2 separate regions of the Homo sapiens genome follow, and region 1 is linked to region 2. A link is an interaction called in ENCODE POLR2A ChIA-PET data of the cell type or tissue named here. Cell type or tissue: K562. All regions are shown on one strand. Each heading gives the region's core, and the rest is flanking DNA. Links, peaks and the distances in the headings are about the cores only.

Region 1 (5,741 bases), core at 425-5,424, 220 kb before region 2:
GAACTCACAGCCCTGCTCTACCCGTGACTCCAAATGATCTCTTCATCTTGCCCAGGCCCAGGCTGCTGCCCTCTGCAAGGAGGTCCTGCTCATCACAATTCATTCAACCCGCTTCAAGTCCACACATCTCATTAGCAATCACGCCACTGGCCTCCTGTCCCCAAGGCACTAGCCCCGTCCCCAAGGCACCAGCCCCTCTAGGACTATATTTAAGAAGAATCAGCAACCTTCAACACTGGTGGGGGCAGAGGTGCAGAAATAAGCTTTTTGACCTTAAAGGCTTGGGGAAAGACCCTGGACAGTCATGAATTTACATAAGTTCTCTCAGCAACTAGCCAGTCAACCTTCCCCTGCAACTACCTGACTTCCTTGCTGCCCTGGTTCAGTTTTAGCAAGCATGCCAAAAATTTCAATTCCATGTATGAAATAATACAAAATTAAGCCTAACTATATCATACTTTTCCCATCAGTAAGCAGCTTCGAAGATGGACCCCAGGCAGGGCACAGTGGTTCACACCTGAAATCCCAGCACTTCGGGAGGCTAAGGCAGGCGGATCACTTGAGGTTAGGAGTTCAACACCAGCCTGCCCAACAGGTGAAACCCTGGTCTCCACTAAAAATACAAAAATTAGTCGGGCATGGTGGCACATGCCTGTAATCCCAGCTACTCAGGAGGCTTAGGCAGGAGAATCACTTGAACCCAGGAGGCGGAGGTTGCAGTGAGCTGAGATCACGCCACTGCACTCCAGCCTGAGCAACAGAGTGGGACTCTGTCTCAAAAAAAAAAAAAAGATGGTTCCAATATATTACATTCAACAAAGATGGTTCCAATTCCCCCTGCCCCTTGGTATTCACATTCTTATATAATCCCTACCCCTTGAGCATAGGCTGGACTTACCTCCAATAAACAGACTATGTTTATTGACTCACCTCCAATAAACAGACTATGGCAGAAGTGATGGGGTTTCACCACTGAGATTAAGTTATAAAGACTGCAGCTTCTGTGTGAGGTTGCCTTTCTTGTTCATTTATTCTTACGAGCTTCCTACGGAGAGAACCTCATGGCAAGGAACTGATGCACGCAGCCAACAGCCCCCATGAGCCACATGAGGGCAGTGCACACTCCTCCAGTGGAGCCTTGGGACAACCGCAGCCTCCAACTGACACCATGACAGAGCCTTAGGGGAGACCCTGAGCCAGGCATGTGGCTAAGCCACACCCAGGCTGTCTATCCCACACAAAGATTGTAAATGTTTGTTGTTTTAAGCCATCTAACTGTGAGGTAATTTGTTACACAACAATAGTTAACCAACGTAGAGTCTTTAATCATTCCATAGTTACTTCTTGAGAGACCACTTTATTTATTGATTGATTTTTTTGAGAGTCTCGTTCTGTTACCCAGGCTGGAGTGCAGTGGCGCGATCTTGACTCACTGCAACCTCCACCTCCCCAGTTCAAGCCATTCTCCTGCCTCAGCCTCTTGAGTAGCTGGGATTACAGGCACACACCACCACGCCCAGCTAATTTTTTGTATTTTTAGTAGAGATGGCATTTCACCACATTGACCAGGTGGGTCTCGAATGCCTGACCGCAGGCGATCTACCCGCCTTGCCCTCCCAAAGTGCTGGGATTACTGACATGAGCCACTGTGCCCAGCCGAGAGACCACTTTAAATTAGACTGAGTTAGACCATGAAGTGACGGAGATGGTGATATCATTTCATGTAGATGACATGCACAAAAAAATAAAAATATAAATATAAATAAGAGGTAAATGTGCCATGTTGCTCCACAGCATAAGGATTAATATTTACAAAGTGAGGGAATCGACTGAACAGGTTAGACATCTCCCATCTCTCAACTGCCAAAGGTGAGTATGTGGGGTCAAGGCATGAGAGACCATTCATCCCATGAGGCTAAGTTCATGCAAGCACAACATCGGATTTACTTTCAAGTCGAGAAGGTTCAATTTGCCTTGGGAGTAAAAGAACATCTGGGTATTAAGGAAGGCAGCACAATTAAAGTCTGAGTAACGTCAAGTCATTTGAGAGGCAAAAATAACAGATGACAACACCATTCTACACTCTTTGCACATCCCCCCAATAAACCAATCAATTCGTAAAGAATCAATTGTGACTGAATTCTGAAAGTCAAACCTAAACAATAAATACAAACATTTGCAACTGATCAAACTACAACTTTTCTAAGTCGCATCTTTCCTGAGGGTGATTTATGGGTTTTAAAACTGAAAGAACGGGGCTGGACGTGGTGGCTCACATCTGTAATCTCTAGGACTTTGGGAGGCCAAGGTGGGTGGATCACTTGAGGTCAGGAATTTGAGACCAGCCTGGCCAACATGGTGAAACCCCATCTCTACTTAAAATACAAAAATTAGCTGGGCGTGGTGGTGCGTGCCTGCAGTCCCAGCTACTCGGAAGGCTGAGGCAGGAGAATCGCTTGAACCTGGGAGATGGAAACTGCAGCGACCCAAGATCGCACCACTGCACTCCAGCCTGGGCAACAGAGTGAGACCCCATCTCAAATAATAATAATAATAATGATGATGATGATGATGATGATGGTGATGATGATGATGATGATGTAAAGTAAAATGGAAAGAATGACAATTTAATACCCCAAGAGAAAAACATACTTCTCTATTCATGTCGATGATAGCTCACACTGACTTCAAAAATAGAAGGCTTCAAGACATTGGTTAGCAATGCAATCTGAAATGCATTAACAATTTCTGCCCATATTCTGAGTTACCTTGACAGTGTTCAGAAATTTGTATTTTGCCCTGGTCAAGGACCGCATGAAAAGTACACCTGCTGGAATCCAAGAAGACAGAAGCTTTTATCTACATGGCTGGATACTTCCATGTTCAATCAGAAACTTACATTGTGCTTTAAGCACAATGTAGAAAGATAGGTCAGTAAGACCTATCTTATTGTCACAGAAATCAAAATAATGATACTGCTTCAATTTACATAGCACTGCAGATTACACAGTATTTTCACATCAAAATCTCACTGGAGCCTCCAAGCAGGATTCAGTCTGGCCATTTTAATCTCGTGCCAAATGTGAAGATGGTGATGCTATTAACTGGGATTTCCCATTGAGCCAATCAACCTAGTTAACATCTACCTTATTCACGGGAAAAATCCGCAGTCTACTTACCTGCCTATACTCTGAATAGTCAGCAACTTTCTCCTGTGTCTCCCTGATGGCATAATTATAGAAGTTCCACTCCAAATGGGAAAATAATGATTTGGCAAAAACAAGAAGCCTTCTCTCCTTATATTCAAATAGACAGGGAGACTGTGTTTGGTAGAAGTATATAGACATTTATGTTCAACAAGAACTAATTTTCATGTTCCAGAAAAGCTGTGGGTTAGTCAGTACCATCAGCAGGTCATCTAAACTTAGAGAACATTCATAACTTTTCATCTCATCGCAGCCGGCCACATCTGTTTGGGGGTATCTGTGTTAAGTCGTCTAAAATAGGTAGAAACTGTGCTGAGCTTGCTAGCAGGCACCAGAGAACACATAGGGTTTTCTGTCTAAATTAAGTGAAACTTCTGATACCATGGAGAGCGGCATGGCAAACAGTATGATGAGGTTACTGTTTTGCTTTCAATGTGAACAAGCTGAGCATGACCCAGATGCAAACAGTGTGAGATGCTGATGACGAAAATAAAGAATCATTTTAAATTCAGAGATGGTTTTCCAGGACATTCAAATGCATAAAATGAGGTATGCCCAGGTCCCATAACAACGGGCAAGGTTCTGTGTCTTAGGAAATTTGGGACACTTTACAGTTCCGAAGGAGAAAGGACCCTTCCAGGTGAGATGCCAATGATGTCTACAAGACACCGGTTACCCACAGTGTTCCAACAAAGGAAATGGTCTTCCTAACAGTAACATCCACCATCTTCAAGTGCTCACTGTAGCAAAGGGAGAAACACGGGCAACAAGACCCCGGAGCTCTGCGATGAAACAGACCCTGGGAGTCAAAGTCTGGCTCTACCGCTTAGCAGGGGTGACTCTGGGCAAGTATTTCATTTAGTTCCTACACAACTAGCTACTGAAGGTTCATTACCTGCCAGGTACCAGGCACTAGAGATACAGGGATGTATCAAGGGGGGTAAAAGTGAGTGCCAATATGAAGCTTCTGTTCCAGTGAGGAGACTCAGAGACCCAAGAAGTGACTATTTAATATGCCAGGCCAGAGGAAGGGCTAGAGGAAGTTAAAGTGTGAGAAAATGATGGTTGCAAGTGCTAGTTAAATAAGGTTCGAAGAAAGCCCTCGCTAGTGAGGAGCTGTCTGAGCAGAGACTGGGATAAGGCAGGGGAGTGAGCTCCGCACAGCCCTGCAGAGAACGTTCCCGGGAACCGCAAATGCAAAGGGCCTGGGGCGGGCACCCACATGTTCTACCAACAGTGAGGAGGCCCCATGTGGCTAAAGGATAATGGAGGAGGGAGACATTGGTAGGAAATGAGACCAGAGAGGGGACAGTAAGGGTTTGCAGGCTATGGTATTTTATTCTGAGCAAAACAAGCAGCCCCTGGAGGATTCAGAAGAAGTGCGATGATTGGACGTTTTTAGGGATCACTCCACAGGGTATATGCAGTGCAGAGGCTGGGAGGTAGAAGCCAGGGAGTAAACAGCTCAGATCTCCCTCCAAAAGATAACTTGCCGTTCCATTGCGAGGAATGCGGTTACCCAACAGCCTCCAGCTACAGCACCTTCCAGAGGCGCTGCTCTTTCCGGACAGCCCTGGTCAACAGCTGAGCACACATGGCTGCTCCTGCAGGATGAGGGAGGTTCCAGTGCCCTGCCATGGTCTTGGGCTCCAGCACAAACACAAATCCACAGGCAGCAATAAAGGTGCTAAGGGGCTACTGCCTAAAGGACCCCAGGAGCACATCACAGCCTGGACAATTTAACCATCCCACTTGAGAATTCAAACACCACGGCATGAAATCTCTATTTCAGAGCTGAGAAAACGGAGGGCTGGATTTTAGAAAATGCTGTCAATGATGAACCCAGTGATGAAAACCCCAGCCTGCTTAATTTCAAAATCCCCCGCTTGGGAACATCCAAGGCCGTGTGTTAAACACCAAAGGGAGCCTACTCCCCTGCATGCCACACATACACACACACACACACTCGCACCCATGCTAACATTTTTGGTTGTCTACTCATAATTTAAGAAAACTATAAATTTTAACCTTTCCAAATGCTTTAAAAACACATTATACGAACCTACTTCCCAGGTAATGGATTCTCCACTAAAAAGCAAGGGGTTCCAGTGATACCCAAGCCAAGGAAACACTACCCAAAAAGTACAGACTGGGCTGCGCAGAGTGGCTCACTGTGATCCCAGCACTTTGGGAGGCTGAGGCAGGCGGATCACTTGAGATCAAGAGTTCGAGACCAGCCTGGCCAACACGGTAAAACCCCATCTCCACTAAAAATACAAAATTAGCCAGGCGTGGTGGCGGGTGTCTGTAATCCCAGCTACTCAGGAGGCTGAGGCAGGAGAATCACTTGAACCCAGGGGGCAGAGGTTGGAGTGAGCTGAGATTGTGCCACTGCACTTCAGCCTGGGTGGCAGAGCAAGACTCCATCTCAAAGAAAAAAAAAATTTACATACTTGACTGCATCCCTCAAGAACAAGACCAAGAACCACGTTGTCTGAGTGGGATATTCTTTTTTTTTTTTTTTTCAATAATAGA
Region 2 (5,741 bases), core at 292-5,291:
CCCACCTCAGCCTCCTAAATTGCTGGGATTATAGGCATGAGCCACCATGCCCTGCTTCTACCAAAAGAATGTGGCAGAAAGGGCCGGGCGCGGTGGCTCACGCCTATAATCCCAGCACTTTGGGAGGTCAAGGCGGGTGGATCACCTGAGGTCAGGAGTTCAAGACCAGCCTGGCAAACATGGTGAAACCCCGTCTGTATTAAAAATACAAAAAAAAAAAAAATTAGTTGGGCGTGGTGGCAGGTGCCTGTAATCCCAGCTACTTGGGAGGCTGAGGCAGGAGAATTTCTTGAACACGGGAGGCAGAGGTTGCAGTGAGCCAAGATTGCGCCATTGCACTCCAGTCTGGGTGACAGAGCGAGACTCTTTCTCCAAAAAAAAAAAGTGGCAGAAATAACACTGTGTGAGTTCTAGTAGCTAGGTGTTAAAAGGTCTCAGCTTTGCCTTTGCTTTCCTGGACAGTGGCCCTGACCCCATATATAAAGAAGCCAGTTCAGCCGACTGGAGGATGAGAGGCTATGAGTAGAACCCGAGCTGCCCCAGCACTGATTCCAGACACGTGGATGGGGCCATCTTGGATCTTCCAATCTAACCACCAGCTCCCATGAGTGAGCCGAAAGAGCCCAGCAGAAGAGCCACCATGCCAACCCACACAAAAAAGTAACGAACTGCAGTGGTTTTAAGCCGCTACATTTTTAAATCACTTGTTATATAGCAAATGTTAACTGAAAAAGAAATCAAGCTTGCCTTAGTGACCAGCACTCACAGAAGACACTTTGTGCCCCTATTTTAATCATCACACTTGGATGTAAGACACTTTGAGCCAATTCCAAAAATCCAATCTGTCTAAACCAATGTGTGATGCGGTGAGGCCTCACTGGTATAGCACAACTCTGAGATCACCTCAAAAGCAGAGTTCCAAAAATGGGTGGAACTTCTACTCCTGTGGGTGTAGAAATTTCAGTGTCTGTTACACAAAGCTGTCAACAGCCCTATCTTCTACAAGGTTCGTGCAGGGTCTCTGCTGGAGAAGCACAGGGCAAGACAGACAAGGCCACTGTGTACCAAAGACACCATGGGACTCTACACTTTCACCATGAATAATTCCAAAGGGATGGCCACAGTTACTGCCTTGTTTCAGAGATTTGAGAATACTAAGTACTTAAGCCCAAAATTTCCAATTTCAACCAGGTGCAGTGGCTCACACTTGTAATCCCAGCACTTTGGGAGGCCAAGGCAGGAGGATCACTTGAGGCCAGGAGTTCAAGACCAGCCTGGGCAACATGGCAAGACCCTGTCTCTACATATATACACATACATACTACAACAAAATTTCCAATTTTGCTGTAGTAACATCTTAATGTCCCAAAGGAATCAAAGGGTATTGAAAACTTCTCACCAAATTAATCTTAACTGAATCAACTTTCTTTTTTTATATTTAATTTTTTAATTAAAATTTTTTAAAAACAGGCTGGGCACAGTGGCTCACGCCTGTAATCCTAGCACTTTGAGAGGCCAGGGCGGGCAGATCACCTGAGGTCAGGAGTTCAAGACCAGCCTGGCCAACATGGGGAAACCCTGTCTCTGCTAAAAATACAAAAAGAAACCACGCATGTTGGCACATGCCTATAGTCCCACCTACTCAGAAGGTTGAGGCAGGAGAATTGCTTGAACCCGGGAAGTGGAGGTTGCAGTGAGCTGAGATCATGCCACTGCACTCCAACCCGGGCAATAGAGTGAGACTCTGTCTCAAAAAAAAAAAAAAAAAGTTAAAAAATTGAGACAGGGTCTCACTGCATTGCCCAGGCTGGTCTAGAACCCTTGAACTCAAGCGATCCTCCTGCCTCGGCCTCCCAAAGTGCTAGGATTATAGGCATGAGCCACCACGACCGGCCTGAATCAACTCTTTTGCTTCCCCAGAGCCTAGAGTCAAACCTGACAACTCCTCTCTTTCCTGAGGCCTTAAATGCCATCCCCAGTCAGAGGCAAGACCAATGGCAGATGTTCCCCATAGCAGTCTATGCTTGGCTTTCATCCCTTTTATCCTAAGGATCATAAATTATATATTTTGTCATGAACTACCCACCCACACCCATCCCAAAGGAGACTGCAGGCTACCTGCTGGTAATCTGTCTTTCCTATTCGGCTCACCGCCTAACACACAGAATACGATGAAGGAACAAATAAAGGAATTAATGAATGAGGATCAACGTCATCTGGCTCCCGGTGTCTCTCACACTCTCACTTTCCGTTTGCTATGGTTGAGCTGTTCATTTTTCCACCCGGCAATTCTCGCATCTAGGTAAGGCCGTCAGAGCCCTTTCAGAGTGAATGAGGATGAGAAACAGAAACACAAATGGAAAACGCAAGTGCACTGGACTCCATTCCCCTTGGAATGACTTTCAGATGACAAGATATGTCCACCCCATCCGCCACATTCTGATTCCCTCTGCTCCGCCTCGAGCACCCGTTCCCACTCACCAGCACTGACATTCCTGGACACGACAGGCAAGGGGTCGGTCTCCTGTTCAGGTTTGATGAGGATGGAGACGGCAGAGGAGGCTGTGATCTCCCTGAACAGGCTGCTCACTCCTTGCGTGGACTCCTTCAGCAAGGAGGTCACGTTCTGCGTTGACTCCTTTAAGAGGTCTGAAACGGTGGGAGCAAACTTACTCTGCCCGTTCAAATCCTTGTTGTCGATGTTAATCGCAAAGAGTATGGAGTTCAGACCTGCCCAAAAAAAGGGAAAAGTCTGGAGTGCTTGCTGATGGGCAGTCATACCAGCAACAAGAGAAGACAGCTGCAGACAACAGAGTACAGAAGAGGAGGCACGTTGATCTTAAATAGGTATAAAAATACCTCCCATGCGGACGTTGCAGGGAGCGAAAATCGCGCCACTGCACTCCAGCCTGGGTGACAAAGCAAGACTCTGCCTCAAAAAAAAAAAAAACCTCCCATGAAACTGGGGTCAGCAGACATCCGTTATCATGGGAGTTGAGTCATGCCACGTTCTCTCCCTAACAGCCAGGAAAATGAATATGAATAAGAGGTCAACTGGGAGGAGGTAAAGGCACAAGTTCCGGGATCAGGCTGCCTGGGAGTGAATCCCGGCACTGCCACCTACTAGCTACAAGACCTTGATCCAGGCTGGGCACGGTGGCTCACACCTGTAATCCCGGCACTTTGGAAGGCTGAGACAGGTGGATCACCTGAGGTCAGGAGTTCGAGACCAGCCTGACCAACATGGAGAAACCCCATATCTACTAAAAATACAAAATTAGCCAGGCGTGTTGGTGCATGCCTATAATCCCAGCTACTCGGGAGGCTGCAGCAGGAGAATCGCTTGAACCCAGGAGGCAGAGGTTGTGGTGAGCCAAGATCCTGCCATTGCACTCCAGCCTGGGCAACGAGAGTGAAACTCCGTCTCAAAAAAAAAAAAAAAAAAAAAAAGACCTTGGTCCAGCAACTTAGCATCTCCCTGTACTCCAGTCACCTTATCTGTAAGATGGGGACAATATTATCTTCCTCACAGGATTGTAAGTATTAAAGGCAATCACTCACAAAACACTCAGCTCCATAAACCATCAAATGTGCACTGGTTAACATCATCATCATTACTGTGGACAGAAACTTACACTTGGCATCTTATGATCTACAAAGGAAATTATGGTCAAATTCTTTTTCTCATCAATGGACAGGACTAACAACCCCAGATATTTGAGATTTAGTATAAATTTTCAAGGAAAAACAAAAAGGAGGCAACAAAAAACTTGGAAAGAGGAAGCAAGTTGCCCACTTCAGTCCGGCTGATTCCACCTTTCACACTTTGAGTCAAAGGGCGAACAACGTAACAGTCCACCGACTAACATCAACCCAGGGTCTCTCCATGTTGACTCGTCATGTGTGCGACTCCTGATCTCACATGATTCTCTCACAGCCCCATGAAGATGACTGCTGAGACAGCATGATTCCCACCTCACAGAGAGGAAAGAAAAGGCAGCAAAGCTTACGGCATCTGCCCAGGTCACCAGGTAGCAAGGGGTAAAGCCAGGATTCAAAGGTAGGTCTCCCACCTCCAATTCCCCGCAATGTATATTACATCTCCAAAGCCCAACTAAAAACCTTCAAATCTTCACTTTCTCTGCCAGGGTCTCCCATTCTAGATAAATGGACCCAACACTGTGGTCGGGCACGGTGGCTCACACCTGCAATCCCAATGCTTTGGGAGGCCAAGGCGGGTGGATCACTTGAGCCCAGGATTTCGAGACCGGCCTGACCAACATAGTGAAACTCTATCTCTATTAAAATACAAAAATTAGCTGGTCATGGTGGCAGGCGCCCGTAATCCCAGCTTCTCGGAAGGTTGAGACAGGAAAATGACTTGAACCCAGGAGGCGGAGGTTGCAGTGAGCCGAGGTTGCATCACTGCACTCCAGCCTGGGCAACAGAGTGAGGCTCTCTCTTTAAAGGAATACAAATTAAAAAACCAACATTCAGTCCTAGTAAAAGAAGGACAGCAGCAAGTGACTCATTGAGTTGTTGAGGGACAGAAGAATCACAACACTCCATGGCGCTGTGGAACTGCCCCAAGGCAGCCCCTCTGCCAAGTGTCACAAGGCCCTGCACCCTGGTCTGGGCCAGGCTTACCTGCTGCCATGGTAGGAAGCATACTGGACCTTTCTTCATCCATCACAAAAGACCAGTCTTCATAAAAAGTGCTGCAGATTGAAAGAGAAAAGGAAATCGTTCTTAGCAGTGGTTCTCTGTGTCCATTAACCAGGAAATTCCATTAGACGGCTCCCTGGAAGATCTGCACCTGGTCACCCCAAGAGGGATATGATTTGTCTGAGGTCTCTGCTGGTTTACAGCTTCTGGTTACAAACAGAAGACTGAACACTTACATCCTACAACTTCCTCACTGGTCCCCCTGCCGACCCTCAGCTTTAGAGTACTAAAATAGACATGATATGTCAATGTATTTATAAAGCAGCAAAGTAGAAGGGAGCTGTCAGGTGGGTGACTTCCACTCAAGCAACGTCCCCAAGAGACAGACAGGAAATCCAAGCCTGCCAACAGGGCTCGCCTGATTTGCCTAATACAAGAAGAGACCATTTCAGACAGAAATTACAGAGCCTCTACGGCTTCATCAACCAGGGCATTTAATATAATGCCTGCCTTGGCCAGGCACGGTGGCTCACACCTGTAATCCCAGCACTTTAGGAGGCCAGGGGGGAGGATCACTTGAGGTCAGGAGTTCAAGACCAGCCTGGCCAACACAGTGAAACCCCATCTCTACTAAAAATATAAAAAATTAGCCAGGCATGGTGGCAGGCGCTTGTAATCCCAGCTACTCGGGAGGCTGAGGCAGGAGAATCGCTTGAACCTGGAGGCTTGGTGAGCAGAGATCGCGCCACTGTACTCCAGCTTGGGCGAAAGAGCAAGACTCCACCTCAAAATAATAATAATAATAATAATAATAATAATAATAATATAATGCCTGCCTAGGTTACAGACCTGAAAGCCCACATTATCCTTGGAAAAGGCTAGGAGGCTAAAAATGCCCCACAAATATAGATGGCAGTTGGGGTAGGGGTGTCAAGGAAGCCTACAGGGCCTGTCCAAGGTCATCTGGCCAATAAATGGTCCAGCCAGGGCTTAAAAGCAGGTCTCCCGAGTCCAACTTGCAAGCTCTCTCTGTCTTCCTGTTAAGTAATGGCAACCAAAAATCCCCAATGCCATAA

Evidence for each region. ChIA-PET counts read pairs that join two places held together with the same protein. Peaks named below come from ENCODE experiments on the same cell type or tissue, not always from the same donor. Only the 100,000 strongest peaks of a DNase experiment are listed, where the experiment ranks them.
Region 1: POLR2A ChIA-PET joins it to region 2 with 5 read pairs; 2 of 35 experiments call an interaction of 5 or more read pairs at or near these places.

The regions. Positions count from the first base shown.
Region 1 is chr16:12,266,677-12,272,417 of GRCh38, reverse strand. All of the region lies in intron 14 of SNX29 (sorting nexin 29), which reads right to left. Among named protein-coding and RNA genes, the nearest start is that of SNX29-AS2, 100 kb to the left of the region's middle. In K562, for the core only: a CTCF peak has its summit at 1,114 (motif pointing right); a DNase peak (open chromatin) is centred at 1,107; H3K27me3 peaks cover 942 bases.
Region 2 is chr16:12,045,361-12,051,101 of GRCh38, reverse strand. It overlaps SNX29 (sorting nexin 29), which reads right to left. Exons shown (of 21, transcript NM_032167.5): 6 at 4,648-4,718; 7 at 2,482-2,730. Among named protein-coding and RNA genes, the nearest start is that of SNX29, 71 kb to the right of the region's middle. In K562, for the core only: no CTCF peak of the experiment used is centred there; a DNase peak (open chromatin) is centred at 3,011; H3K4me3 peaks cover 774 bases.